Regions from separate parts of the Mus musculus genome. Here regions 1, 2, 3, 4 and 5 are each linked to region 6. The links are chromatin loops, found by intact Hi-C in ENCODE. Cell type or tissue: heart. All regions are shown on one strand. Region 1 holds the start of 1700092K14Rik (RIKEN cDNA 1700092K14 gene). Region 2 overlaps Cpsf4l (cleavage and polyadenylation specific factor 4-like). Region 3 has its middle 10 kb from the start of Gm31781. Region 4 holds the start of 1700001J04Rik (RIKEN cDNA 1700001J04 gene). Region 5 overlaps Sdk2 (sidekick cell adhesion molecule 2). Region 6 holds the start of Sdk2 (sidekick cell adhesion molecule 2).

What was found. Hi-C counts contacts between places; a loop is a spot of excess contacts. Peaks named below come from ENCODE experiments on the same cell type or tissue, not always from the same donor. Only the 100,000 strongest peaks of a DNase experiment are listed, where the experiment ranks them.
Region 1: a loop joins it to region 6, with 2.3 times the contacts of the local background. A loop is called at or near these places in 7 of 42 quality-filtered maps.
Region 2: a loop joins it to region 6, with 2.2 times the contacts of the local background. A loop is called at or near these places in 2 of 42 quality-filtered maps.
Region 3: it touches region 6 in a loop (4-fold over the local background); 11 of 42 quality-filtered maps call a loop at or near these places.
Region 4: a loop joins it to region 6, with 2.6 times the contacts of the local background. A loop is called at or near these places in 6 of 42 quality-filtered maps.
Region 5: a loop joins it to region 6, with 6 times the contacts of the local background. A loop is called at or near these places in 15 of 42 quality-filtered maps.

The regions. Positions count from the first base shown.
Region 1 is chr11:114,195,698-114,200,697 of GRCm38, forward strand. It overlaps 1700092K14Rik (RIKEN cDNA 1700092K14 gene), which reads left to right and starts at 2,561. Exons shown (of 3, transcript NR_045930.1): 1 at 2,561-2,626; 2 at 3,029-3,180; 3 at 3,326-3,502. In heart, a CTCF peak has its summit at 2,883; a DNase peak (open chromatin) is centred at 2,804; H3K4me3 peaks cover 752 bases; H3K27ac peaks cover 2,284 bases.
Region 2 is chr11:113,701,342-113,706,341 of GRCm38, forward strand. Cpsf4l (cleavage and polyadenylation specific factor 4-like) reads right to left here. Exons shown (of 8, transcript NM_026682.2): 4 at 1,930-2,025; 5 at 1,072-1,168; 6 at 715-754. Among named protein-coding and RNA genes, the nearest start is that of Cpsf4l, 5.7 kb to the right of the region's middle. In heart, a CTCF peak has its summit at 2,569 (motif pointing right); a DNase peak (open chromatin) is centred at 2,570.
Region 3 is chr11:114,633,779-114,638,778 of GRCm38, forward strand. No RefSeq gene overlaps it. Among named protein-coding and RNA genes, the nearest start is that of Gm31781, 10 kb to the left of the region's middle. In heart, a CTCF peak has its summit at 2,762 (motif pointing left); a DNase peak (open chromatin) is centred at 2,783; H3K4me3 peaks cover 1,202 bases; H3K27ac peaks cover 921 bases; H3K27me3 peaks cover 2,022 bases.
Region 4 is chr11:114,182,216-114,187,215 of GRCm38, forward strand. It overlaps 1700001J04Rik (RIKEN cDNA 1700001J04 gene), which reads right to left and starts at 4,534. Exons shown (of 3, transcript NR_166725.1): 1 at 4,256-4,534; 2 at 3,916-4,159; 3 at 3,223-3,525. In heart, CTCF peaks have their summits at 2,420 (motif pointing left) and 3,381; DNase peaks (open chromatin) are centred at 1,236 and 3,436.
Region 5 is chr11:113,863,698-113,868,697 of GRCm38, forward strand. It overlaps Sdk2 (sidekick cell adhesion molecule 2), which reads right to left. Exons shown (of 45, transcript NM_172800.3): 11 at 4,208-4,375; 12 at 3,295-3,397. Among named protein-coding and RNA genes, the nearest start is that of Gm51930, 62 kb to the left of the region's middle. In heart, a CTCF peak has its summit at 2,097 (motif pointing right); a DNase peak (open chromatin) is centred at 2,154; H3K27ac peaks cover 354 bases.
Region 6 is chr11:114,066,304-114,071,303 of GRCm38, forward strand. It overlaps Sdk2 (sidekick cell adhesion molecule 2), which reads right to left and starts at 726. Exons shown (of 45, transcript NM_172800.3): 1 at 1-726. In heart, CTCF peaks have their summits at 852, 2,295 and 4,768 (motif pointing left); a DNase peak (open chromatin) is centred at 848; H3K4me3 peaks cover 1,453 bases; H3K27ac peaks cover 2,553 bases; H3K27me3 peaks cover 1,545 bases.

The DNA.
Region 1 (5,000 bases), 130 kb after region 6:
TTTTGGAGATTTTGTATATATACCAATTTCCCTCAGACAAGGTCCTTGTCTGTGGTTGAATGACATTTTGACAAATTCTGATGGTCCAGGGTGATGTAAGGTGTTGTGGGAACTAGATAGCACAGTAAGAGCTCATGCTTTGCAGGTATGGGGGTCTAAGGACCTGAGTTTGAACCCCCAACACCCACAGACAAAGCTGGATGTGGGAGCTAGAGGGCTCAGTGGTTAAGAGAATTGGCTGCTTTTCCAGAGGACACCGGTTCAAATCCCAGCATGGTAGCTCACAACCGTAAACTCCAGTTTGAAGGGATCCGATGCCCTCTTCTGGCCCCTGTGGACTCCGGGACAAGCATGTGAACACTCAAACACATAAAATAATATAATACATTTTTAAAAATATATTTTTAAGTTCTATTTGCACCTGTAATCCCACCATTGTTTAGGGTACATACAGGTAGATCCTGAGGGCTAAGTGGCCAAGCAGTCCAGCTAAAAGGCTAAGTTTCCAGTTCTGCAAGAGACCCTGTTCCTGGCAAAGAGCTATAAAGGAAGGCTCTGACATTTATACACACACAGGGTCACATGCGCAAGTACATGTATGTACTGACACAACACAACACACATATACAAGAAGAGTCTGGGGAGGCTTCCTGGAGGAGGTGACTTATTTTTGAAGAATGAGTAAGACTCGTGTGAATGGAGGCTTCAGGGCCAGTGAGGAATAGCATGGAATCTAGACAGTAAGGCCACTAGGTATGGCCTTGACTCCTGGCCTAGCACTCTTGTGGTACTTGGACAACCTTAAGGTTCTCTCCCAAGTATGGAAGGCCAAATTCAGGGTTCTGGATCCCACAGGAAGAGGAGCTCAAGCAGTCATACCTGTTCAGCTGCACTGTCCCTTCATGACCCCAGAGCAGGGACGGGTGGCTACTTTGGCAGGAGGCAGCAGCCCTCGTTTTGAAGGCACTATGCTAACTGGGTCAGAACCCAGGCATGGGAAGATCAGTGAACTCTCTTCAGAACTCAGTCAGGCACCAGAATAGAGGCGCCCAAGAGAAATCTAATAGGATCCACGCATGTGGTTTTAAATCTCTGATAACCAGCTCATAAAAGCAAAAGGAAGCAGGTGAAACCATCGGTAATAGCATCCCTTAGTTGGCTCAACACACGAAAAACATTATCAACTCAACGCATAATGAATCCCAAGGAATTATTCATAAGCTCTCCTGCATTCCCTTTCCTATACAAAATCACCAAAACCCGGTGTGTATCTCGCTGACCCAGTTCCTGGGGCTCCGTGGCCACCGCATGGGACACAGAAGCCAAGGCTCACCTCTGCCACCGAGTTCAAAGACACAGTCTCCTGTGAACTCTTCCAGCGCACACATCTGGAAATCAGGCAAGGGTTCTGGGCAGGTCCATGGGTGTCTTAGGATGCCGTTGTTGTTTGTCCTGGTAGTAAGATGTTTGATCTCTCTGCCTCCACCTCTCTCTCTCTCTCTCTCTCTCTCTCTCTCTCGTGTGTGTGTGTGTGTGTGTGTGTGTGTGTGTGGTGTGTGTGTGTGAGAGAGAGAGGTGGGGGAGAGGTAAGAGAAGAGAGAAGAAGGGAGAGGACAGAGGGACACCTTGGCCTTTAATGGCCAAGCTAGCTCCTGGTTTTGAGACAGCTTCTGTTTGGCCCAGGGCTTGCTGGTTAGCCTAGGCTGGGTGGCCAATGGGCCTCCAGAAGGGTTCTACTTAACTCCATCTCCCCAGTGTTGGGATTAAGAGAACATGACACTGAGCTGGGTTCTTTGTAGTTTTGTAGGTTCTGGGCATTGAACTAAAGTTCTCCTGCTTACATGGCAAGCCTTCACTGCCTGAGCCATCTCTCCAGCCTGCCTCAGTTTCTTCCTATAGAAAATAAGAACAATCCCGGACTTCCTTGAGATTGTCTGAGGAGGAAGGTCACTTCCTTCTGTCCAGAGGGTGAGGGCAGGTGGGGCTTGAGCACCTCAGAGCTGCTCCCACCAGTTCCCACCGTGCCCCCCTCCCCTGGTTCTTCCAGCGTCTGCTCACACCTGCAGTTCCAGCATTCTCGAGGTGGAAGGGTCAGAAGTTCCAGGTTATCCTTGGCTACATAGCAAGAAATGTGTCAAGGAGACTGAGATGGCTCCCTGGCTCCAGACATGAACACCACAGAGAAGACCGCAGTCACAGAGCAGAAAACATACAAAACTAGGCGCTTGTGGAAATGTGGTTCATATGACGGGCCTGTCCAGTGTATCGACACTTCAAGCTCTGTGAGCCCACGGAAGACTTAGGCAGTCCTGGGATAGCTTTCTTTACTGTCTTCAGTTTAAAGATGAGAAAACAGAGGCACAGAGAGGTGAGGTATTTTGTCTGATGTCACACAGCTGGAGAAGCTTGTGTAGAGCATCATCAAGATGCCAACCTTTCTCTGCCACCCTTGAAACTTAAAAGTCTGTTGTTACCTGGAAACAATATCCAAGGAGATGGCAAAGTTGGGAGGCGGCTCAGTAACTGACAATGGGGAGACAAGATGCTGTCTGGCACCATCACAGTTAGTTGGTCCAGATGGTGGAAAGCCTGTATCCAATACCTGGAGTGGTGGGAACAGGAAGAGGTGAGGACAGACAGGTGAAATTTCTCAGTAATGGTTCTGTGAAGGGGGAAGAAGGGGTGTCTCGCTCCACCCAAAGGGAGGGCTCAGGGAAGGGAAGCCTATGACTTCATCACTGGGCCCACGCCAATGACATCACCAGAAGGGCAAGGAGCCAGGCTCAGCAAGTTATTTATGGAAACGGCTGGCGGCCAGGCACAGCTCCTGAGCTGTTTCAGATGTGGTTGGATAAAGCTTCCAGCTGGCCCAGTGGGGCCTCCAAGGCCTGCAGGCAGGCGGAGGAGGAAGGCTGGAGGAATCCAGCAGCTGGGGGCAGGGCTCCAGCAGAGATCATCAGAGTTCCAGGCTTCTTCCTTCTTGGGATCTGCTCATCTCTACCCATGCTCATCAAGGGCTTCCCTGCAGATCGGGCTGGCTGAACTCAGAGAGGACAGCATGTGTGTCTGCCTTCGTGTGCACCGAGGGCATGTCTGTGCACAAGACTGTAGTATGGGCTTGCCGGTCCATAGGGACACACACTCTGCTCCCTTCCACACTGGTACCTTGAGTGGTCCTGAGTGAGTATACAGATCTGTGCCTCCTTGCACGTGTATGTGCATGCGTGCATGGGGGTTGGGAGGCAGAGTGCCCAGGGAGAGCGGGGAGGAGAAGAGCCGCCCGGGAGCGAGATCACAGCAGGAAGCTGGGGAAATATCATTTCAGCCCAAGATCCAGAGGCACTTACAGAAGCTTCAGCAAAACCAGACAAAACTTCCTTTCAATCCATTTATCAAAACTGCCCGCAGCTCCGCTTCGGAGCAGGTACAACAAGAATAAAATATTGAGCACAACCAGCAACCGCGAGACTGGAGGAGGCCAATAAATAAGAAGTTACTGAGGAGCTCGCCCTGACCCTGACGGTTTGCTTTGCCGGTCCCTCCACCTATCTCGTCCTGTGATCTTATGGGTGATGGCAGGAGGGAGGATGGCAGGGGCCCCACTGGGGTGTTTTTGATGAGCTGGGGATATGAGAGTAACTCAGCCCTATGAAGACAAGCTTCAGTGAGGCAGCTGCAGGAGCTCTTCTCACATTTCTTGGGCTGGCTAACTGCCTTCCTTCTCATAATCCCCTGAGGATGGGCTGGAGAGCTGGCTCAGTGGGTAAAGATGCTTGCAGACAAGACTTACTCCCTGAGTTCGATCCCCTGGAGCCACATAGGAGAACTGACTCCTGCCTGTTGTCCTCTGACCTCCACATGCAGATGCTGGTATGCACACTGACACACACAAATATGTGTAGTAAAGCTTTTCAAAATTCTCCAAAAGGAAACTGAATCCATGCAATCTTGAGTGGCCTGGTTGTTCAAGAGAGCATTGAAGTGAGAATAGGGTCAGGAAGCAACCAAGGGGCTTGAACTCAGTCCCCAAGCTAAGACCCTCCATTCCCATGCCCTGTTATGTGCACCTTTTAGATGGTAAGTGGAGGGATGGACATGCATCCGGGTGAGAGTCCCTCTCCCAGACCACCTGTCCTCCATTCTAGATAGAGAAGCCAACCATCTTATAAATGTTCCTGCATGGGGCCTGTGTAACAGAATGTCTTGATTTCTTCTTCCTTCATGTCCACAGAATGATGGGATCTGCTTTCTTTCCATCTATGCCCCCCGTTTACCCAGGTGCTCAGGGACCCATTCATACCACCACCCTGTTGCCTGCCTTCCCACCACCACTGTCCCCCAAGGCTCCATCGATAACAGTCTGAGTGGTTGGAGGATGCACCTCAATGCTACGATCTCTAAGGACAGGAGAAAATGCCTGGAAGGTGCCTCGAGGCAGTGGCACTGGGACACTGTTCTCTGATACACACACACACACACACACACACACACACACCATTGTGATGATCAGGGTCAGCAGAAAGGTACAAACCTATGGATGTCTAGGTCTCAGTGGAAAACCCCAATAATAAAGGTTGATGGGGAGGGGAGTGAAGGGGGGGGCAGAGAATGGCCACCAGCTGCTACAAGGATGGAAGGGGACCCTTGCTCTGCAGGGGCAGTGAAGGTCATGAACTTGAATTCCTCTGTTGTCTGAAATACAGCCTCACCTCTTCTAGAATCTTCCTAGAAAATAAATGCTGTGTCCATAGATTGCTTTGCAAAGGGCCTGTCTCCAGCATCCCTGCAGGCTTTGTGTTCCTTTGTATGCCTGCTCCCTCTGGACTGCTGGAATTCGCTGGATCTTTTTGAAGAGGGATGAGCCAAGAGTCTCTGAGCTCCTTTGGATCCAACTATCTAACTGCCCCACCCCTTCTTCTGTCTCCCCCTACTTCGGCATCTCTGGCAAAATCATCCACTTATGCACACTTGCTTTCATGCAAGGAATGTACACACACACA
Region 2 (5,000 bases), 360 kb before region 6:
GAGGGAAGAGGGAGGGAGGGAGGGAGAGCAAACAAGCATAGAGAGGCTAGGATGCTCGTCTGTAGCTCTGGAACACCTGCCTGGCTAGTGAGGACCCGTGGTTCACTGAGGTGTGGTCCGGAGAGCATGATTAGCCTGCTGAGCCTTGAAGTGAATTCTCACTGATGCGTGGTAACCATGGGGATAAGATGTCTCCCCCTCGGGACCAGGAAAATATATGACTCGTCATAGTTTTCATTCAGAAAGCTGGCTTTGGACTGTGTCCTGATTTGTTTGTCAGTGAACCCCACTGGTGTGGGATGCCAAGATGGCTCGGTTGGTAAGAGCGGTTGCAGGGGAGCCTGACGGCCTGGGTTCTACCTTCAGGACCCAGACGGCAGAGAACCAATTGTTCCAAGGTGTCCTCTGACTTGCAGACATTCACGGTGGCAAGTGTGCATGTACATATATATACACAAAGAAATAAAAATAACAAGGAAGAAAGAAAGCATCCCCGTGTTACCCAGCTAAAGAAAAGAAAGGAAGGCAGGCCTCTCTGGGTGACCCTTCCAGGTGCAGACATCATGGGCTGAGAGAGGCTGAGAGGAGCTACCGCATGCAGGTGCATGGTGTAAGAGTGGGGTCTCCTGAGACTAGTATAGCTCGAGGAAGCACAGACAGGTATGGGAGCCAAAAGAGAGAGGCCCTCATGTGAACAGCAGAGCGCTAACTTACCTTCACATTACTGGGATGGAACGGAGGACTCATCTTAGGGCTGAGGGGAGGAGAGGGAGACATAGGAGGGGGTGGCGCGAGTGTGTGTGTTAGAGTGGGCCATAGCCTGCTAGCCCTGCTCCCACCCCCACCTGCACCCCTTCCTGAGAGTACATGCATGTTAACAGGGAAGGCTGGAGCCCACTCAGCCAACAGGACCCAGACCTCCAGGGTGGGGCAGCAGCGAAAATCCCTAGGGAGACACTTGCTAGATGACCTCCCACCAAGGGCAAAGGGAATCACATCATGTCAGGATCTAGATCCAGAAGGTAGGGGCCAGCACTCCGGTGGATTGGAGACTAGAAGGATCATACTTACTGCCCAAATTGGCACTGAGGTCCCTCGGGGCAGAAGCCGGTGAAGTAGTTGGGACACAGTACTTGATGAACATGGCGGTATTTACACAGGGGACCTACTAGACAAAGAGCAAATGGCCGCGAGGGTCTGCTTCACCCAGAGGGAAGAATACACGAATAGCTATGAGGAAAAGCTCAGGCTGTAGCAGGCTCTCCACTGGAGACGGGGTGGGTAAGGGACATTGCTGATGTCCCTGAAGCCAGAGACAGATGGGGCAGAGACCTTGGCTCAGGTAAGGGCTGGACATGTGGTTCGATGGTAAAGCACAGGTGGACCATGCTCCAGGCCCTGGGTTCCATCCCCACAGTTTGCCTTCCCCCAGCATAAAGCAGGTACTGAATGGCGAGCATGCTCAAGCCACTCCCAACCCAGTGCTAAGACGCTCACCCGGAGGCCCACGGGACACATATGATAAGACCCAGAGACCCATGGGAACACAACCTTCCAAGTTTGCAGGAAGAGAGGGAGACAGGGAAAGGGTGGAATTTAGGTGGCATTCAGCACCTGGGAGCTGTGTCTCTCATGGACTAGACTTTCTACTAGTCTTCTCAGCCAAGGTCCTACATCCACCCGCTGAGAATAGGGTGTGAATCTCACAGCCTTCCCTGAGAAGCCTGTCATGCCGACACCAGGCTGAGTCTCCCAATGTCTCAGATTTCTCCACCGGCATACAAGCCTCGGACAACCTCAGAAAGGCGTTCCACTGGGGTAGTTATATGGCCCAGTTTCATGGGGAATGTTACTCCTTGCTTGCTGAGCATCTCCATCGGGAACACCCGCATCCCTCGGGCATCCTATCCCTGTCTCGCAAGCTCTTACCTTCCTTGCAGAACCCTTGGTTATACCACGGGCAGTCCTGGAGCTTGAGAACTGGCTTCAAGTGCAGGAACAGGCATTCCTTGTTGCTGCAGTTCCCTGAAAAGCCCATCGGTCTTTTGTCTATAACCAGGTTCACACTTCCACAGCCCCGCCCTGATTTACCTTGACCCTGCCATGGAATTGTCTTCCCCCTGTCACCATCTTTGGAAGGCCTCTAACACTGAAAGGGGAAGTTACCTTCTGGTCATCTATCTCAACTAGAAACACGCTACCATTTCAGAGTCCCAGGAAGGGCAGGGGTGTTTTGCAGAAAGTACCGTGGACAGAGTAGAGGTTCTATTTGGGCCCCAGGGAACCTTTCAGAAGGACTGCGTTAGGGGTGAGCTTGGGCTGGGCTGTGTCTATGCGGTGAACCAAGCCTTGGTCAGCTGCATTTCTACAAGGAGGCAGCCTTGGAGGCACGGGCCGCCTGCAACTGCCAAACAAGGATCTTAAGTTAGATCAGAAGAGGACTGTGATCTGTCCTGTCTCCTTTCACAAAAGGGCTTACTGGCACATCCTAGGCCATCTTAGTGTTTCTGGACTCAAAACTACCAGTCTGTCCTGCTGGGCTGCACATTGCTGTTCCAGATCTTGGCCAGCAGGTGGCAGCAACACTCCAGCCTGCACTCCCATCTTTTGCACAGGCCTTTACTCCTTTCAGTCCTGACAGTTACTAAATGTTCTTTCCTGCGCTGCCAGGCCTCAACAATGTATGTGCGTGCACATGTGCATGCCCGTGAGTTTGTTGAGCTTATTTACAGAGCGTGGGTAAGGTGTTGCTTACAGAAGTTAACTGACTCCAAAACAGCGGGATCTCCACCAAGTCTCAGTCCACCACAGATGCCAACTATAGATAGATGCTGCATCATGGGGTCAACCCCTTTCAGTTGGTCTCCTCGTGTACGCTACACATCTCCCAAGACCACTTGCAGTTCAGTAGTATTTTTAGAATAGACACCGAAGCAGAGCATGGTGGTACACTCCTCTAGAGTCTAATTCCAGCCCTTGGGAGGCAGAAGCTGACAAATCTCTTGAGTTTGAGGGCAGCCTGGTCTGCATAGCAAGTGGGGGTACTGGAGGTGTGAGGGATGATACACACACACATACACACATATGATATTTTAAGGACAACTGCCTCCTAGGTTCCAGGATTAAAGGCATGTACCACCTAGCATATAAGTCATATAAGTTTTTTTTGTTTTTTTTTGTTTGTTTTTTTTTTTTTTTGGTTTTTCGAGACAGGGTTTCTCTGTGTAGCCCTGGCTGTCCTGGAACTCGCTCTGTAGACCAGGCTGGCCTCGAACTCAGAAATCCGCCTGCCTCTGCCTCCCGAGTGCTGGGATTAAAGGCGTGCGCCACCACGCCCGGCTGCTTTTTGTAATATTAGAGGTATTCACCCACTGTTGAGAGCAAAACCTTAGATTGCAAATCACGATGGTGAGCTTGCACATCTGCGCATAAATAATTACTTGCATGCAAAAGTGGTCCCATGCAGGACCACATCTGCTCATCAAACCCGGGGACTCAGGGATGAAAGATTAAAGGGATCTTTCTAAGTGAAAATGCTTTAGGCAGTGACTTATGGGGACCAGCCTCCAGATAAACTTCGTCTGTTTATTCTAGAAAGACATTCAGGCACCCTCATGAACTGCCAGAGGCACTGGCTGGCTCCTTGGAGAAGGCAGTCTAGAACGCTGGACTGGGACGAACTTCCCCTGCCCTGAGAAAGACTTTGCCCCTTCAAGGTACCCAGTGTTATGAAATATAACACACAGCCCCATCTGATAAATTAGTTCTCCACAGGTGAAATGAGCCAGTTAGGTTTATATTAAACACAGGTTGATCAAGAAGCTGCTCTCAAGTGGGTAAGTTCACTGGAGCCAAGGAAGGAGGCTAGAGAAATCACCATGGGGAGGAGGGAGGGGGAGGAGGGAGGGACAGAATGAAAGGGGTGGTAAGAGCGAGCCCAGGACCTGGCCCCGACAGAGGCTGGAGGAGACCTGACCACACAAGGTAATTTTAGGGCCCAGACTTCTAAACCTCGTGGCTTTATTTACACAGTGACCTTCTCTTTCCAACAAGTGATGCAGGATTTCCCCTTTGGGAGTTACCATGACATTTTCATCTAAAATAAAAGTTATAAAGAGCAGGCGAGTAGGAAGAAGATGGCGGGGGTCGGGGCCGGGGGGGGGGGGGGTACCGGTGAGCATTCCAAGTGGCAGTACCAAACACATCTCCTTTGGGGAGGCCTGGCCTGGCCTGGGCCCAACAGAGACTGAGAGGTGCTCCGTTCAAGGCTATTCCTGACAGTCATCTGGGGGTTGACTGGCCAGGCCTGGAGTGGGGAACAGGATCCTATTGCTTTCCCTTTGTGGTAACTGTCACTGAGACTAACAGGCCGCAGGCTTGACACGGGCTTGGCTCTGCAGCCTTTATTTATTTTTATTTCTTGTTTCTTGAAGGATTTGTGTGTGTGTGTGTCTGGGTGTTTTGCTTGCATGTTGTGTGTGCATAATGTGTGTGGCAGGCGAGGGGTCCAGAAGAGGGCATCAGATCCGCCCCGGAGTGACTGGCAGTTGTGGGCTGCCTTGTGAGTTCCGGGAACCAAATGCAGGTTCTCTGGAAGAATAACAAGTGCTTTGAACACTGAACCAGCTCTCCAGCTCCTTGTTGGCTTCGTTTTGAAACAGGGTTTGACTGTGGAGCCCTGGATGTCCTGAAACTTACTGTGGCCTCAAACTCAAGAGATCTGCCTGCCTCCTGAGTGCTGGGGCTAAAGGTGTGCACCACCATACTTGAATGCTAATTTTTATTTCCTTTCTTGTTGTTAGACAAGGTCTCCTGTAGTGCAGCCTAACCTTGAACTCCTCTGTAGCTGAGACTGGCCTTGAATCCCGGATTCTCCTGCCTTAGCCTCCCTAGTGCCGAGATTAGAGGGGTGCCCCACCATATCCAGCCTTGGTTGTATTTTCTTAGGGTTCAGAGAAGCCGACAGCTTAGGCTCAGATAAGGCTGGACTTCTGGGGCAC
Region 3 (5,000 bases), 570 kb after region 6:
CCACAGAAACCTCAGTGCCATGGCTGTCACTCAAAGGTAAATGGAATGGCTGCTAGGAGACATGAAGTCTCTCTTACAGAGTGTCCCAGTGTCTTCGTTAGGGTTAGGATTGCGGTGATAAAACACCATGACCAAAGCAAAACTTGGAGAGAAAAGAGATTATTTGGCTTCCTGGCTTGCTCCCTGGGGCTTGCTCAGCTGCTTTCTTATAGAACCCAGGACCACCAGCCTAGGGGATGGCACCACCCACAGTGGGCTGGGACCTCCCACATCGATCACTTATTGAGAAAATGTCCTGCAGGCTTTTCTGTAGCCTGATCTTAAGGAGGCATTTTCTCAATTGAGGCTCCCTCCTTCCAATGACTTTAGCCTCTGTCAAGTTGACATAAAACTGCCCAACACTTCTAATTACCTTTAACTGTAAACACGGCCTAGAGTCACCTGAGAAGGGAGTCTCAACTGATGGATTTCCAGGATTATGTCTGTGGGGATTTGTCTTGATTATTAACTAATGCTGAAGTTAGTTAAAATTAATCAATTAGAATGGTGGGCAGCACCATTCTCTATGTAGGTGGTCCTGGGCTGTGTAAGAGAGCCAGCGAGTGCCGGGAATAATTGAAAAAAGCATTTAATCTCAGCACTGGGGAAGCAGAGGCAGGTGGATCTCTATGAGTTTGAGGCAAGCTGATCTATATAGTGAGTTCCAGGCCAGCCAAGGGCTACATAATGAAACCCTGTCTCATAGGTAGGTAGATAGATGGATGGGTGGATGGGTGGGTGGGTGGATGGATGCATGGATGCATGGAGAGATAGATAGATAGATAGATAGATAGATAGATAGATAGATAGATAGATGAAAGAAAGAAAGAAAGAAAGAAAGAAAGAAAGAAAGAAAGAAAGAAAGAAAGAAAGAAGTACTAAAGTAGAGAAAGACAGTTAAGCAGGAGCTTGGAAGTCAGCAAGCCAGCAAGCAGCTTTCCTCTGTGAGTCCTGCCTTCAGGATCCTGTCCTGAGTTCCCACCTTGGCTTCCCTCAGTGATGGATTGTGACCTGGAATTGGGAGCCAAATAAACCCTTTACTCCTAACGTGGCTTTTGGTCGTGTTCTGTTACAGCGATGAGTTAAAGTTAGAACATAGGTGAAGTCATGCATTTGTTCTTGCTTTCATTAGACAAGGTCCAAATGTGTGTGGGTGGATGCTGGGTCACCCTGGGGAGGTTAGAATGATGCCAGTCCCATCTCCCCTTCACCACAGGCTCCCTGTGGTAGGTCCGTTCAAGGTGAATAACTCGTCAGCATTAACCTAGCAAAGATGTGGGCTGGGGCTGGGGCAAAGGTGACGCTGGTGGCTTAATTAACGTGACCTCACTATTAGGTTTCAAGGAACAGTCAGGCTGAAGCATCCAAGGGTCCTGGGACTGGGGTGTCGAGAGTTGCCCAGAGCAGAAAGCAGTTCCATACCCATCCTTGGAGAGGACTTAGACTCTCTCCCAGGGAAATCACTTGAGAGTCTCCAGAGGGAAGAGCTATCCTCGTCACCGGCAGCAAGCACTCCAATGTCCTTGTGTTGACCTTCAGCACAGCTGCCCTTGCTCCCCATCAGGTCCCATCTCCCCCCTAGACATTTGCCCAGACTAGGCCTCTCTCCCTGCCTGAGAACTTCCCATTGGAACTACCGGCCCTCAGAAACCTCGTTAGGACACTAGTTAGAGTGATCAGCTAATTCACAGCGAAGTGTTAGCAAAGGAAAATGGTTTACCCATCCTCAGGGTATTTTATTTTAATGGAGTCTTTGGTTGACAAATATTTACTGAACAGTCTATTACATGCAAGAAACTATGTAAAATTCCTAGGGGGAGCCAGGGCCTGACCTAAATAAATCACAGTCTCTAATGACGGAACTTGAGACTCTGTGGGGAAGCAACCAGGGGAGGCAGCAGATAACCTCTCTTATCTCTGTGTAAAGCCTGAAGCTTGTGATCTCCGGCCACCGTACTGCAATAGGGGCCCGTAGCCGTCACCACCCTGAGTGGAGACATTTCTAGGACTGCCCTTGGGGGCTCAAGAGCCAATCCCTGCCTTACATTTGAAGATTCCTAACTCTTGCACTGAAGAGCCGGGAGGAAAGTAAGTGTTGGGGTGTGGGGTGGGGATTGGGCTCTGTTCCTCATCCTCTGATGAGTATACTGGGGGCCTCCATCATTCTTCTTACTCCAATGTCCCTCTTCTGCCTCCATCTCTACAACCTCCATTTGGTACATTTTCTGGGAGCCTCTGGAACACACAAAGCTCTACCAGGAGTGAAGCTTGGGGCACACGGAAGTGTTCCAGGGTGTCGATGTGGCCCATGCTGTGATGCTATGTGAGGTGGGTTCTCCCCAGCTTTTGGCTGTCTTTCTCCTCTCCCCTCCCTCCACATCTGACATTGTCTTTCCTTTCTCTCAGCCAGGAAGCAAAAAGGCTCCTAAAGCCTGATTGCCCAGCTCCACCCTCTCCTTGCTGACAATGTCACGTACACACACACACACACACACACACACACACACACAGTTGTCTGCAGTTGGACTGGATGGAGGTAATGTGGTTCTGAACTCCAGGGATCCTCAGACGACTCACTACATAAAATATACGGAAACTCTTAAATAGACAGTGGCATCCACACTCACCCCGCAGGCACTTACCACCAGTTAGAACTTCCCTTGCAAGAGGCCATCCCCAGCTCCGTCTGTTAAGAAACACTGACATCTAGTGGCTGAATGTGGGACCTGCAGCAACGACTTGCCTTCCAAGAATAGGGTCCGTGGCTGCAAGAGCTGACCCCTCCCATGCCTCAGGACTTTCTAAACAGCAAAGAAACCCCAGCCCCAGCCCCCACCTCATGCTTCTCTTTGATGTTTTCATCCCTCCCCCTTCTGAAAAGCCCCCAGGCTCCCCAAGTACTATGAGAGTCACGAACCCCTGTTAAAATGGTCACGTATGCCTGGTTCTTGCTAAATGTATCCCAGAAGCTTACCGTTGAAAAGAGAGATGTCATAAATGAAACAGGCCGTGGATAATCCACAAAGTGAGTCATTAGGTGCTGAGTTTAAGCCCATGTGCCAGAAGCCACGCAGCGCTTCCAGCTCAGCACCACCGAGGGGGCGGGGGGGGGGGGGGAAGCAGACAGTAAAGTGAGCAAGGCTGTTTTCCCCACCAGCTGCCAATCATCCATCTGACAGCCTTGCAGGCATGTGGACCACAGCTGCTTACTCAGCGCTCCAGGTGCCAGGCAAAGCACTGGGCAATCAACAGTGTACAGTGCGTGTGCGTGTGTGTGTGTGTGCGTGTGCGTGTGTGTGTGCGTGTGCGTGTGCGTGTGCGTGTGCGTGTGTGTGTGCGTGCGCGCGCGCACGCGCGTGTACGTGTGTGTGCGTGCTCGTGTGTATGTGTGTACGTGTGTGCCTGTGTATCTGTGTGCTGGGGAAGGCTGCACAAAAGGAAGGATGTGCACAGCGTGAGTCACTGGCAGACATAAGCAAGTGAACCATAAAATAATCTAAATTCATTTATTCAACAAATGCTTCCAAGCACCTGCTGTGTAAGCGTGAGGAGCTGCCTCCCTCGCTGCATTGGGCTTCCTTCCACCCTCCCGCCCAGCATCTCCGGAGCAAAGTCCACCTCTTGAGCCTCCTTGCCTCCAACTGACCTACATTACCTCAATATTGTCTTTTCTCTACACAGCCCTACAACCCTGGGACCCAGCACACAGGAGGGGCCTGGTGTGTGCTTATTGGAGACATTAATCTAGTACAGTACCTACCCAGAGTGGAAACTCTTCGAAGAATGTTCCCCATGGCTGGACACCCCAGCCCTCCTCATACACGCCCACTGATGGGCGCTCATCATTCCCTAGATGGTTAGCCAGACCTGGCCTCTGAGGCAAGAAACACAAGCACACGTTGGATTTCCCTTCATGGCTCTTCAGGTTCCCCGCCCCCTCCCATCCTTCTGCTCCTATCTGCCCACTGCAATGACCACAGATGACCTCTTCCTACACCCCAACTACCAGCTTGCTTTCTTGTTAATTTTGGTTTTGGTTTCGTTCGGTTTCAAGTCAAGGTCTCTCACCATATAGCCTTGGCTGTCCTGGAACTCACTATGTAAACTAGGCTGGCCTTGAACTCACAGAGATCTCCCTGCCTCTGTGCTGGAATTAAAGGCATGCACCACTACATCCAGCCCCAGTTTCTTTCTTGAGGCAGTAGGGGAGGTGGCCACAGACCCTACAGCGAGACCCTACAGCAAGATCCCTCAAGGCTCTCTGCTCACTGGAGTGATGTCGCCCCACCTCCCAGTCCCCTTTTGCTTCAACTCTCCTGGGAAATATCCAAAGCCCTAGGGTGAGTCTGCCTGGCCAGCTCAGACCCCATTCCCCTCAGAGCCACTCCTACAGCCTGGGACGACACATGTGATTGTTCAGAGAGGTTACACGTCTTACCCTGTGGCCAGGGGGACAGGAGAAAACCCACTACAATTACCAGCCCACCTGCCTCATGTGGACTGGGGGAGGGATAGTTTCCCAACGGAGAGAGGGTATGTGACCAGGAAGAGAGGAAAGATGTAGAAGGGAGCAGGTGACTGTGTCCCCCAAAATGCATGTTCACTCAGATCCTCAGATGAACTCCCATTTGAGAGGAGAGTTTGTGGGTGTTCTGTGGATATGGGGCAAGAGGAGCTCGTCTCGAGTCAGTGTGGCACTAGATCCAGCCACAGTCCTTATATCAGGGCAGCGGGAGGGAAGGTGGCCATGTTTTCCTGGAGGCAGAGAACTGAGCAACAAGCCAGGGCCACCAAAAGCTCAGAGAATCAAGGAAGGGTCCCCACCCCACCCACACCCCCCTCACTATCCCCCCACCCCCACCCCCCAGCCCCATCAGGAAGCTCAGACCTGCTGACAGCTGAATCTCAGACCTCAGGCCTCTAGGAGAGAGACAAAATCCACTTCTGATATTGCAGGCCAA
Region 4 (5,000 bases), 120 kb after region 6:
AGTGCTCATGACAATCCTGACTAGAATTCAAATATCCCTTCAGTTGTCACTTTGCATTTAAGAGAAGAGACCTGAGCAAGGTCAGGAGTGTCACACAGGCCAGTGGTCATTCGGCACTATGAGGAAGCTGGGATTTGTGTGAGGCTGGTCTGATTTATGCAGAGCTTCACTGATTGGCACAATGCTATAGAGACCTCGAGAGTCCTACATCCCCTTGAGAGGGTGTCCTGCCCTTGCTCAGGACTCCCAACCCTAGCAGGGCACTGCTGGACTCCCAGCATAGGCTAGAGTCCCTACTCATAGTCACGTTTTAGAATCAGCCCCCCACCCCTACTCCTCTGGCTGGCCCCACACTTCAGAGCTGAGGTCTGATGCTCCAGCTGATGGGTGAATGGGCACAGGCTCTTTGTAAGCTTTTAATGCAAAGGGCCTGTTGAACAGAGTGGCCCAGAGGAGAGGAACATCCCTGCCTACGCCTGTAGGCTTTTGGGTCAGTACTGGTCAGAAGGAATAGACCTGTACATGGAAAAAGAGGTTGGGTTCCAGGGCGAGGGAGGAATAGCTCCCCTTTTGGTAGCAGTGAATATACCTTCATAATGGGATCTGCAGTAAACAACAGTGACCCATTTCCATACCATCTGGACTCTAAACAGGTGATCCAGTTTCCCTGAGTCCCTTCTGTAAAGAGGCGGTAGCCTCCTAATCATCCCTGCATCACCTGCATCACCTGTATCACCTGCATCATCTTCTGCTTTCCCATCTCCTCGGAGCCTCCCTCAGCCCTTTCTGGCTACCTGGTGTAGAAAACAAGAGTCTTTTTTTCTACCCTGGCAAGTCCGTCTCTTCTGGTGCTTTTGGGGTTGCAGCATGCTGTTCAGAGTCGAGCACAATGAGATGGGTGGGCCAAGCAAGGACGGAGGTTCAGATGTGTGAGCAACTCGGGTTGATCCAGCTATACTGAGAGGCTCTGAGGAACATGTGTACACATTTTCAGGCCACTGAGTAGGAGGCCAGGGTTTACTCAAGACCCTGTACCCCTAAAACAACATCGCTGTAGATCCCCCACCTTCGGAGCACACTGAGGCTATGTTTTGGTGCTTTCTGAGAAGAACAATCCCTGCCGTGGTCCAGCCATAGCTCCATCCCTGGGGAAACTGGACAAATTCCTAGAAAGGTTTATCAGCCAATTAAGAGTGCGGCCAGTCCACTGCTGTGGCTCTAGCAGCAGAGGCTCGCCTCTTGCCAGGCAGCTTGGGCTGCTGGGAAGGTACAGTGCGTCCTAATTACACACTCCGTCGTGACAGGCGGTGTCAAAGATTAAAGGAATCAAACCCAGGGGCTCTCCAGGACACCCCCCACCTCAAGAACCAGAGTGCGATTATGGTACCAAGGTAGAAGTTAGGAAGATAATTTTCCCTGGGTCCAAGCTGCATGTCAGCATCTTGTCTCAGCTACCTTGTCTGGGCTCCTCGGGTTCATTTGCTTTTTTGTTGGCACAGCTGAGCAGAAGAAAACAAATTAAACCCTTCTCCTGGTGTTGGCTTCCCCAGCTCCCACCCAGTGTTCCTCTAGATCCGGGGCCCTCCCTCTTCTCTCCTCTTTTCCTCCCTCCTCCTCTTCCTTCTTTCCTTCTTTCTCTTTCTCTCCATCCTCCTCTCCCCCCCTCCTCTTCCTTCTCCTTTCTTTGTCCCTCTTCCTCCTCTCCCTCCTCTCCTTCCTCCTCTCCCTCTTCCTCTTCCACTCCATTTCTTCTCCTCTCTTACATAGAGCTACTCCCCTTTCCCCTCCCTCCCTCCACACCCCTTCCCTTCCTAGCTGTTCCATTCTATCCTTGCTTATTCCTGCTTCTCTAGTCTCCCTCTTCTCCTCTCCCTTCTCAATTATTTATCAGGGTGCACAGAGAAGGATGCTACCCTGGGCTGCCATTTCTCTTTCTAACAGCGGCACTGACAATCACAGCCTGGACGGAGCTCCCTTCTTGCAGCCCTGGGCAGGTGCTTACATTGTATTGGCTACTGATCCCCATGATGTTATAATTGAATGGGAAAGCCAAGGGTCAAGGGCTCCGTGATGTCTGGGGTCATGTGGTGCACAAGATTGGAACCCACAGGATAAGCTCAGATAGTCGTCTGCAGAGTTACTCTTATCTAGCCTACTCCTGGAGGAGAGCAGATTCTGAGAGCATCTCCACTAACAGATCTCTGGGCATCAGTGAAGTAGGACCAGGATGCCAGGCCCACTGCTGATACTGATGGGCCCTAACTGAATTTGCTACCATGGCTGTAGACCATCTTCTCTGACTTGCTTCTACAATGAAAGCCATGCACTTTGGGTGCCCTGGGGTAAAACGGTGGCTGGGAAGGAGACCAAACCTATGTATCCGAGGAGAGACTTGTACACTGCCCCCTAGAGGTCATGTGACTTACCTGGAGTCATCTGGCTGAATGGAGCCAGAGCCCAGCTCTCTTGTCTTCAAGCTTGTGGGCCCTTGGTCACTTCTCTGAACCTTCAGAGTCTCCAGAACCTTTGGCAAAACCCAAACCTTGGGAGCCCGGTGCAGTTCCACGGTACCATGGTAACATAGGCAAGACTGGGGTTCCACCCCAAAACAGCGAAAATAGCCCAAACCCCTGAGAGAGGTGTCCAGTGGTGACAGAGTCCATTTATGAGGAGAGAGACTCAGAGTGGGTCGGAGGAAGTGGCCGCCAGCCCAGACAGTGACTTCTGCTTCTGAGGGTGTGAAGACACACTTTGGAATGGCTGAAGTGACCTCTGCACCTCACTTCTCGGGGATGCTATCCACGTGGGAGGGGCGCAGTAGGGAGGAGGAGCCTCAGAACCCACCCCTTTCTGACCTGCTCCCTCCCATTTCCATTCTGCACATTTACAATAGAGCATCGGGGAGGGATTCAGGGCTGGAAGTGGCCATTAGAGGAAAGCGAGCAGCTGCCCCTGTTAATGTGGAGTGTCTCTATTACCCTAATAACTAACCACTTAATAACTGGCTTCCCCGCTAATTCTAATTGAAACACAGAACGATATTTCCTGGTGGAGAGTGGCAAGCTCCAGGCTCAGCAGACATCTCCAGGGGCCCCCAGGCTTCACATGGAGAAAGCTAGGGGCTCCTTGGGTATTCTGTTGGGAGGGACGGAGGCAACAGATAGCAGCTTTTGTACGGCTGCCAGGAACCGCAGTTGATGATAAAAGCTATTAAAGGTCAGCTGGGAATAGAAAACTATTTATGTTAAATGTCACAGATTAAGCTGCAGAATGGGTCTCAGGTGGAGGGCAAAGGGCGAGGTGAGAAGCAGTGGTCACCCAGCTGCCTCTTTAGGGGCTTGAAGAAGGTCAGGTGTTGGTGGCAGGGAGAGTGGAGGCCGGGTGGGGCAGCACTTGATTTGTGGCTCCCTCTAGCTTCAGGAAGCAGGTGGATATCAACGGCCAACGGTGACTGGCCAGGCTGTCTGTCTGTTAGGGTTGCTAGGCGACCGAAGTTAGCCAGAGCCCAGCTCTCTCGCATCATTGCTGAAGGGTAACAGGGTGTTTCCAAGAAGGCAAATGAGATAGGACCCCAGGACATCGTGATGAACCTTGGGCAGATGGTTGTGGGGAGGGAAGGAGGATGAAGGGAGGGGGGAAGGGGAGGGGGGAAGGGGAGGGGGAGGGGCTCAGGCTCTTCTAGAGCTGTTTAGGAATGTAGATGAGGGGGGAAATGGGCCAAACTGTGTTGATCTGTTCAGTCAGAAGCGGAAGGTTGTAAGGGACTGTCCGTCCACCTGTTACCTTTATTACCTCCCCATTTTTGAAGCTGGGCATTGAAGGACTCTATTGTCTGGGTTTGGAGGAGCTTTGTAGGCCTGGGTCCGGTTCTCAAGGGTAGCACCAAGAGATGTAGGGACCTTTGTAACATCCCACCTCGCATGAGTGCTCGTCTCTTTAGCCCGGTATGAGCATCCTGCACAGGGGCCCCCGCTGTGCCTCTTGACTGAGTCCGTCCTCAAACTGGCAGGTCTAAGATGCCCCCTGAACTTCGATTCCAAAGTCCAAAGCATGTGTACGGTAGGGTGAGGTGGAAACCTTGCTTCTCTGTTCTTCAGCTGCCTGCCCCACTTCCAGGATGCCCAGCCATCGCTGTGTGTACAGGAAATGCAAGCCCATTCTAAAATCCAGACATGAGACAGAAGGTAAATCTAGTCAGGGAGGGAATCGGCTAAAAAAAGAGGATAAAGAAATGCTACCCCATGGTGTTCTGCACCTGTAAGTCAAGTCACAGGAAGGTGACCTGCAGTCAAAGGTACCCTGTAACCCCTAAGTTAGTGGGGGCCATCTGAAGGGACCTGAAGGAGGAATCCTGTGAACGTCTTCCACCAACAACCTCAGGATGGGGAATGGACCCTCCCCTGCTCACTCTCTTCCCACATGGGATCTGCCAGCAGAATGGTTTGGCCCAGAAGGGTGACAGGATATAGTCAGATTAATAGATATCCCAGGGGCCCTAAGAGTGTAAGTGCTGTGACAAGATGGTAGAGTGAGTAAGTCAGTAGGAGGTGGAGGAAGGACTCTTAGAGGCAGCCGGGGTGGGGCTGGGTGGGGCGGGGCTGGGTGGGGCGGGGCTGTCATCCCTTATGTATTCACAACTGATCTGCATCAGCTCAGTATCCAGCCCTGGAGCTATTGTTCAATTAGACCATGAACTCTACCCTTGATTTGGAGCTTCATTGGGGACAGGAAGGAAAATGTGTCCCCAAACAGTTATGCTATGCTAAGGGTGGCCTCGGATCAGTGAGAAGCAGGACCTGGTATTTGGGCATGACTCTTTTGGGAGTTAAAGGGAGGAACAGTTTGATGGGCAAAGAACTGGGCCAGCAGGAGAGGGCAGGAGGCTGTAAAGTGTGTCTCCACCAGATGCACAGGACCTCCACTCTTGCATTTAAGGAGTTCATTCTGAACAAAGATGGGAGAGGGGAGGGGGCAATAGAGAGAGAGGTAGGGGAAGTGGG
Region 5 (5,000 bases), 200 kb before region 6:
ACACACACACACACACACACACACACACACACACACACACACACACACACACACACACAAACAAACTACTTCAGAACAGCAACAAGAACTATACCACAACTAATAGAATGTCCAACATCACTCAGTGCCTGCCAGGGCAATATCCCCTCTTCCAAGATGTGTACCATGCCTCTGAAAGACACTTGGGTGTTTGCTTCCCTCCCCACCCCCCTTTTCTTGACAGGGTCTCAGTATGTAGCTCTGGATGGCCTGGAACTTGCTATGTAGTTCAGGCTGGCTCCAGACTCACAGAGATCTGTTTGCGTCTGCCTCCTGAGTGCTGGGATTAAAGGTGTGTGCTATCATTCCTGGCTTGAGTGGTTTCTTTCAAAAGTAAACAAAAATATATACGTAGCCAGACTTGGTGGCTCATGTCTGTAATGTTATCACTTGGGAAGCTGGGGCAGGAGAGTGGCTACAAGTTTCAACCCACCTTGGGCTACATAATAAGAGCCTATCTAAAAAAGCCAGGCGTGCGCGCGTGAGAGCACGCACACACATACACACACACCCCTCTACCCATATCACATTCTTGGCATTATTTTCAGGAACCCTTTTGGCTCCAGATAACATCAGCCAATCTTTAGCAAATCAGAGATGTGTACAGAATTTGATTACCAGGATACTTGTAATGAGATTTCTCATATTAGCAAAAATTTAGAAATAATAATGAAAAGAATGCAGTCACTGTGAACTGGTAAACTGTTTCCCTCAGACAGTGGACTCTAAGCAATCCAGTAATTGAGTTGATGCAAACATATTTATTGACATGGCACAGGGGGCACAGTAGGTCCGCAAGGGAAAAGGATTAGAGACTAGAGTGTGTCTGGCTTCTTTAATGGAACTCAAATATCATTACTGATGGTGTCAAATTAAGGGGAATGGTTAACTGTACATGGGTTTTTCTGCTAGTCTTTTTTTTCTTGATCTGAATTTTCCTCTTGCAATGTAATAAATTCATTACATGGTAAAAGTATAAAAAGTATTTATTAATATTAATAATGTCTCAAAGTGGATTGTTCGTGTCCTGTCTAGATTTGGATCCAGATACCAAATAGATTCTTTGAGAATGGCGGGCAGCCTGCAGCTGTCTGGGCCTCACCCCTGGGGCCTGGCTTTGTCTTGACAGCACATTGCTTGGGATTTGAGCGTCCAATACTTAAATGTGAGCCGTTGGCTTCTCCCTTTCTAGTCTGCTCAGGGGACCCCGTTGTACTTTGTAGTTAGAATATCCTGTTTCTGGGAGAATATCAGAACCACTGGGCGGCTTTAAAAATACTGAGCATTGTGTCCCCTACCCCTATGTAATCTTGAGGCTGCAGATGGCAGCAGGGGCTGCCACTGCCCAAGGAGTGCAGGCTGGGAGCAGAGACAAAGGGCTGGCCTTGGGCAAATCTGTGAGCTCCAGGTTCAGTGAGAGACTCTTGGTGATTGATAGAGAAGAGATACTTGATGTCTGCCTCTTGCCTGTGCGTGTGCACACACACACACACACACACACACACACACACACACGCACACACACACATGTACACACACATGCACACACCTGTACACACATATGCACATACACACATGCATGCACATATGCACATACATGTATACATATGTACATGCAGGCACACAAATGCACGCATACACACAAGCAATGGAAACAGCTGCTGACATAACATAGTGGCTATTTGGGAGTTTTTCAACTAGCAGAACATAGTTGAGAACTAGAGAAAGGACACTAGTATGTCATCGAGACTGTGACTCAGGGGATGGCTTCTCTCTGAGGGCACTTTCACAATTGCTCTATTAATTTTTTTTTTTTTCTTTTAGAGAAAAATCTGATAAAGCCAGGATCCTGAAGTCAGTCTGCCAACATTCTGACTACCTCTGTGTGATTTCAGGGCTCATGTTTGTCCCTGCTGGCATGTTACAACGCCCCAAAGGTCAATGTTGAACACTTCATGAAGCGTTTCTCAGCCTGGGCAGGCCTGGAGTCCTGCAATCCTGGTTCCTCAGAACTCTATTATACTGATTGGCAGACTGTCCTCTGTCTAGTGACCACCAGGTGGCGCCCCAGGACACCACTGTGAGGCTTAGGGAGGCCATGTCTGCTGGAGGCAGGAGTGCCCGCCCCTCGTGGCCTCTTGGCCTCTGTGGCAATTGTGGGACAGTGTTACTACTCATTAGCTAGACAGCAACATGCTGGAATCTTCTGAAGGAGCAGTTATGCTGACTCCCAGCCTCTGGAGCTCTCCGGAGAGCACAAAGGGACACAACACACCCCTCCGTCTTGCGGCTCCCAGATCTTCTTATGGTTTGGGAGTACCCTGGGCGTCCTTGTTTGAGGTTGGGTCTGTGGAGCTTTGGTCCACAGACGCCCAGGCGAGACACTTGCTTTAGACCCACACTGAGCTCTTGGTCCTGGCTTTCCCACAGGGGCAGGAGGTAACTTCTGTTTAAGCTTTTCCTTTACATGCCCTCTGACGGGGTCATCCCCTGTCCTGTCTTAGCCCCGTGATCACCTCTGTGTCTTCTTGCCCAGACAGCTCCACTATGAATATTAAAATAAGACCTGAAGACCTTACAATAGGAGCTTAAACTAATTCATTCACACGAGGTTAGTTAGGGGGTTTAAAAAGTGGGGAGCACGCGGCAGGGGTCTTCTACCTCTTTATCCTAAACACCCTTTTCCCTTCCCTCTTCGTCTCCCTCCTCTCTTGCTGCCCCTTTTCTTCCTGTCTAGTATATGTGCACAATATGTGTATGGTGAAGTGCATATCTGCGTGCTAAGCGTGTGAGGCCAGAGGAGGATGCCAGGCGTCCTGTCTGTAATTTCTTTCCGTACTCGTAGACAGTGTCTCTCATTGAACCTCAGAAGTCTGGGGCAAGCTCCATCCCTCCTGTCTCTGCCTCTCCACACAGCTAGGGTTAGAGGTATTTATGCAGCTGTGCCCTGCTTTGGAATATGGGGATTTGAACTCGGGTCCTCGTGGTTAACACATAGGTGTTCTTAGCTCTGAGTCATCCCCCCACCCCTGAGTCCTCCTCCTTGCTCTATTTCTCTGTCTACCATCTCCTGCCTCAGGACTCTGCATCAACACGGTTCACACAGCATGGTCCTTAGGCACCAAGCCTCTTCTCCATCTCGCCCTGTATCCAGCTCTGGACATAGCCCCCCAGGTGAGGCCTTACAGACGGCATCAACTCCCCGATGCTGCCATCCTGTCTTATAAGCGTCCCTTCCCACTTTGCATGGAGTACCTGACAGTCACTCTGGGATCGTGGGTCACTCCACACACCATGGAGGCCTGGGTGCCCTTGATGACACTCTGGTCCTGGGGTGGCTTAGTGATGCGTGTCCGGGCTGTAAGACAGGGATATGTTTAGTGAACAGGGAGGTTGGGCTGACACCATAGTTGGCGGGGGAGGGACACGCTGGAGCTGCACATCTGGATGCTGGGAGATGTTGAGCGATGACCTCATATGTTGACAGGTTTATGTCACAAAAAAGTCCCAGGAGAGTGGAAAGGACAAACTGTCCCAGGGACACTGTGATTCTCTGAAGCCACAAACACGGTGTGGACTCGGTGCCATAGAAAGAATGAAAATTGCAAACTGAGAGTGACCAGAGCCACCAGGCCAGCTTCCTGGTGACAGGCAACTACTCACTCGAGGCCCTAGGGCTCAGCCTGGAGAGGTATGTCCATAAACCTGCATGTCTGGGGTGCACACCTCAAGTGGAAAAGGCTTGAGAGATCTGCTGGCTTCTCTCCAGGCTGATAATGGTGGGTGGCATACTGAACAGACAAGCTCACCTCAATGGGCCTCACCACCATGCCACTAATGTCTTGGCTGCTTTCTCAGCAGCACAAGGGTAGGAGAGGGACCCTGATGGACACTGTCTAGCCCGCAGAGCCAAAAATATTTACTCTCTGGCCCTGTGTTGATTCTGCCCTAAAATACATAAGACAGCTTTTTTATAGTTCTCTGGACTCAGCTGAGCATGGCATGACCTCTCCATCCAGTGGCCTTGCTGGCAGGGCCACCTCCTCCTGGTTCCTGGCTTCTGAGTTAATTTGTCATCATCCCTGTGACAGGAAGAGCCTTGGTTGTGTCAGCAACACAGTATGGGAGTACAGATGCTGGCGACCCACCCCTACGGATGGTCACTCACCCCACACCACCAGGTCTGCTGACGCCTCGTCTACTCCCCGAGAGTTGGTGGCCAAACAAGTGTAGGTGCCGGCGTCCGAGATGTGGGTTGGGCTAATGAGCAGGCTGCCAGATTCCAGCAGTGTGAATCGAGGCAGCTGGACAGAGCCACTGGCCAAGATGCGCTCCCCTGAGGTGACATAGGGTTTTATGGGTTATCAGATGAAACCTTGATGCTGGCCCTAAATGCTCCAGCATTGGAAGGTCTCAGCCGCCCACCCATCTCTGGACATGTTAAATGAGTTAAGTGTTAAGTGACAGGCTGAGCTGGGACTTGGTGACAGGCTGGGGCTCACAGGCTCACAGGGCAGCAGTACCCTTTCTATCATCCTTTCTGCCATGCCTCCACCCACCGCCATGTCTGTCCTTCACCCGATGAGGCCACAATCTGTCTGCTGTGGCTGCTTGCAGCCAGCTAGCCATGGCCTGGGGGCAGATGCACTTGGGCTGGGGAGAGGAGGCAGGACACAAGCTGACAAGGTGATGAGGGGTACCTCAGCACAGGACAGGATGCTTCTGGAGAGAGTCACCTTCAGGGAAGCTGAGGAGGTGATGGATGGATATAGGGTGTGGCGGGGCAGTGCAGGGGAGGCGTGACACAGAGAGAGATATACACAGGTAGATCGGTAGACAGACAGGCAGATGGATAAAGATTCTACCAGGTTGGGACAGATAGACCTCTTACAGTGGGACATAGGGGGTCTTGGGTCTGGCCTGGGAGACACAGAGACAGAGACAGAGACAGAGAGAGCAGA
Region 6 (5,000 bases):
GGGACTTGATGTAAGCGGAGCACAGTAGCAGGCGCGGGCGCCGGGTGTCTTTTAGAAGGGGCGCAGGGCTCGGGGGGCGCGGTTAGCATAACGGTCCGAATCTCCCCGGAGCCGAAGTTTTCTTCTCTTCTAACTTTGCAGAAGGCATCTAAGCGGGGCCGAGCCACCCTTCTCAGCTCCACGGTCCTCGTGCCCAATTCAGTGATTTCGGGGGTACCTCCCCTGGGGCTTCGGTGCGGGGCTCGCCCTAGGCTCTGAGCACCTCCGGCTAGCAAACTTTGCGGGTCCCACGGCCCGGCGCGCAGCCCCGTGCGCCCATGTCTGCGCCAGCTGCGGGCAGGGATGGATGCCCGGTTCGGGTACCCGGCTGGGCGGCCCAGGTTCCAGCCAGCGCCTGGGCACCGCGCCTCTTGCGGGCGATCCTGAGGAGGAGACCGGCGGGTCCTGCTCTCCGCCGCACCCGGGATGGAGCTCGGCGCGAGCCGCACCGGGAAAGCCCTGCCGGCAGCTTTGGGATCCGGGGTTTCGGCGCCGCCTCGGCCCCCCGGCGTTTTCGCCCGGCGCGGGGACCCGAGTCTCCACGGCTGCTCCCGCGCCTCGGCCGCGCCTGCTGCTCGCCCACCTCGGCAGCAGCTGCCTCGCAGAGCCTGGAGCTCTGGGCTGCCCGGGCTCAGCGTCCTCAGAGCTGCTCTGCTGCCGAGCCTGAGAGTCTGCCTGCGCCGAGCTGGAGCTGCGGGGGCAGCGGGAGCCGGAGACGAGCGCGGCGGAGGCGGAGACGCGGAGAGGGGGGCCGAGCGCTACCCCGTGGCCGCGACTGGAGCGCAGCCTGCGCGCAGGGAGGGGGCGGCGGCGGCCCCGAGCCAGGCCCGGGAGCGAGCCCCGCAGAAACCCAATCCGTGTGCGCGGCCGCGGACGCCTGGCGTCTCCGGGACCCACCGGAGGGCAGTAGCGCGGGCTGCAAGCGAGCCGCTCTCTCTGGCCCGGTCTTCTAGCTTCAGCCCACCCTCACTCCTCCCTAGAAGGCCTTATCCCAGTCTCCCATAGGATGAAGCCCCCAGTACCCCTCTGGATTCGACCAGGCAGAACAGTTTGGGAAGGGTGTGTGTGTGTGTTGGGGGGGGGGGGGGTGTCAACCGGTTGATTCCAGTTTTTCCTTCCCAGGTCAGACTCTTTAAAAGTCTGGAAACGCTCAGGGCGGAGAGCAAGATAAAGGGGAAGCCTGGGACTTGCAGAAGGCTGAGAAAGTGAAGTTGGTGCCAAACTCGTGCGTTCTTTGTTTCTTCTTCTTCTTCTGAGCTCCCCCTTTAAAGGCACATTAGCAGCAGAGACACAAAGGAGAGAGCCAGAGGGGTCCTCCCTCGTGGCCCAGGGAAGGGAGCAGAATGTACCTTCTAGTGTGGGAAGGCCAGGAGCTGGAAGACCCCTTTAACAGTTGTACTTACAGGCAACAGACGCCTCTACCTCCGTGGGCTCTTTTCTCTATTAAAAATATTAAAAGTAATATTTTGCGGCTGTGTTGGCGTAAAAACAAATATATTACTACATATTAAAACATTTTCTTTCATTTAAAAGTTCATTTAATTTTTCCCCTGATTTTAAAAGAAATTAAAACAGTTCCGTGGGTTTCCTAAAAGACGGTGTAGTCCCTGGCACTGAGCCTGCTGGGAAAAAAAATCAGTCTTGCAAGGTTGGTATTTCGGCTGGAAAAGGAAGGGTTGAGGCCCGTCACCTTTGCCAGCTTTTCTCTTCATGCCTCCAGGGCCCAGGTCTTCGGAGACACACCCCTGTGGTCTTCCAGTTCTGGTCATTGCCCTTCAGGCATCTCACTGACTTCGAGAGCTCTGCCTCATCTTCTCCAGTCCCCAAGCCTCTTCTCATCGCTATGGACGCAGGCACTGAACACCTCTCATCGCTCTACTGTTCTCTCCTCACCTGCCTTGGAAGAACAGCTTTGAGCATTTAGTGGAAATAGACGAAAAACCTAGCCTGCCTGTCTTCAGCTTTACATTCGTCCACTTCAAACCCTGCTTTTGTCTTTCTCCCTGGCAGTCTGAACCTAGTCCGGGCCTAGGGCTTGTTATCCGACTGAGTTTTTGACTGAGGAGTGGCTTTGGGGATAAGCAGCCTAGATCTCTCCCCCTTAGGTGGCCACGCCCCTCCCATCTCTGAGAAACCCAGATTCTGCCTCTCTACCCCCAAGCCCCAGACTCTGAACTACACGCTTGAGAGCTCAGGCCCTGCCCATCCCATCAGAAACAGCTGTTCTTTAGGGTGTTGTTACAGGGCTTGCTCACAGAGGGGGCCTGAGAGTCAGTTTTGCAGCAATTGCTTCTTAGCCAGCAATCGGAGCAGAGACACTGTCTGTGCCCTTGGGCTGGAGTTCGTGTGGGTACCAACGTCTGAAACCTTGGTGGATTTCTCCATTTGGGTCCAGTGCCCAGACTTGTAACTGCAAGAGTCTGAGCTAGCTGCTGCTCAGGTTCCAAATAGCATTTGTGCTCATCCTAAGAGCAGACCTTCTGAACAGGCAAGTGTGTCCTTACAAATCTAGACGCTTTATCCCCGGGATAGGATGAAGAAAGGGAGGGTGCTCTCCTGTCTTTGTGGGCTGTCTTCCATGCTCATGTGGTTAAGGGGAGTCCTTATCCCCGAAGCTCTCATCCAGCCTGCCTCCATCCATCTGGAAAAGAGAGAGCATGGCGGGTAGGGCGGGGAATCAGCCTATGCAACCACAGAAAGGTAGTTTTCTTTTTATCCCTCTGAGAGGAACTTGTTTCTGGAAAAGCCACTTGCAGACACCATTCCCCTGTTTTTGGTGCCCCTAGAATAGTTAGAAGGTCACAGGAGGGCTAGGAAGCGAGCTCAGTGGATAAATCATTGGAGCTCCTGAGTCTTATACGCTCCCTGAGAACCCGCCTCACAGAAAGCCAGACTGGTGGTGCTCATGTGAAATCCCTGTGCTAGGGAGGCAAAGACAGGTGGATTCCTGGTGGTGTCTGACCTGCCAGTCTAACCAACTTGGTCAATGAGAGAGCTTTTCTTAAAAAGCAAGGTGGACAGCACCTGCGGGTAGACAGCTGAGGTTGCCCTGTGGCCGTCACTCAAATGTAAACACACGTGAACCTTCACATTAGAAACACACACACACACACACACACACACATACATACACACACACACACACACACACAGAGAGAGATATGCAGAAGGTGAAGCTACTGTGGGTACCCCACCAGGAGGGTCTGTGTGCCTTTTTCAGGCTCTGCACCCCACTCTGCTCCCAATGCCACCCCCACCCTTTCGCTTGGACTTACAGATACAGGATACAGCTCTCCTGCAATGCTCTGGGGACAGGCTGGGTCTCCTCCTTTATTTAGATCCCATCTCCCTCCACCATTAGGATTAGTCCTTAGGCAAGACTTTTCTCCCTGTGTTTGCCTCTGAACCTAGACCGATGCAGACAGCAGCAGCAGAATTCACTTCAAAAGAGAAGGAAGTCCTGGCTGCTCCAGAACACCCCCCCCCCCAGCAGGTAAGTGGGTAAAATGGTACCTCTCCTAAGAAAACGCCCACGGCACACAAGGACCACCTCTCCATGGTTAGCGAATGGGTGTTATTTGCCGGGGAAACTTTATCACAGAGGGGACGCATCACTACTGTGTCCAGGAGGAAGACAATGGCTGGAGTAGGTAATGGGGGGCCTGTTTGCTATCACAGAAGATTACCCCCTTCTCTACTCCCAGCCTTGGACACGGAGCCCAGCCTCTGTTCCCTTCCATATAAACAGAGCTCAGGATAGGTCAGGCAGAGTCAGCTTTTTGATGTGGTTACTGTGTTAAAAAAATTTTTTTTTCTGTTTCAGTTTCTAGCATAACAGGAGCTAGAACAGAGTGTTCAATTACAGGATCAGACTGTGTGTTCCATGAGCACTGGGTGGCATCAGGGACCAGTGGGGACACCCTGGAGGCACAGACGGACGCTTCCACTCCCAGCACACATAGTCGCCCAAGTCCTTCACTGTCTGTGGGGGCTGCTGCTCAAGCTGCAAGGCTCCACCCCCAGCTGTGAAGCCCACGCCCACGGCTGTTTAGCTGACATTGAGAAGGCAGAAACAGTGAGCCAAAGAACCAGACATCACACCATTCAGAAGAGAAATGAGGGAGCAGAGAGGAGCCAAGGCCGAGGCGATCCGCAACCTATGGATTTTCAGAACAAAATTCAAGACCCTGTATATTCTTCCCAGCACCACGGTTTCAGCGACTCCTTCTTGGATTAGAGTTCCCTGTCCACTAGAACTCAGGGTGCTGTAGATAGGGATAGGTAGACTCTCCCCCCCCAACCCGCCCTCCCCCATGCCACGAGAGTAGGGACCTTCAGAAAGCATCATTATCTTACCCAAAGGAACTGAGAAAACAAGTTGCCTTGAAATACAGGTATATTAGTGAAGTTTCTCATCACGGTGACAAAACACCTGCCAGAAGCAACTTAGGGAAGGGGAGACTTATTTTAGCTCATAGAGTCAGCGAGAACAATCCATCACGGCAGAGATGAGCCTGGCTGAGAGGATTTCCTGGGTGGCCATGGGAACTTGGGTCGTGGGTCTTGTTCACATCTTAGGTAGATCAGGAAGGAGAGAGGGAGGGAGGGAGGGGAGGAGCTAGCGCTCCTGGGATATCACCTTCAAGCCCACCCCTAACCTCATCACCACCCCTACCTAACCCCAGCCACACACAAAAGTTCCAAAGGTTTTACAACCTCTCAGAGCAGCGCCACCAGCTGGGGATGGAGAGCATTGCATGGCAGGGGTGGCCATTTCCCACCTTAACCGGAAGAGGTTATTCTTAGTAGTAGTCTTCCATGTCGGTCTTTTGGACAATAGAAAAAAGGAAAGTCGAGTAGATGTGGCCTTTTAATCCCCTATAAAAAGAGGAAGGCTCTGGATCTTGGTCAGCTTGGCAGCCATGATGAACTCAACAGACAGGGTTACTCTAGCAGCAGAG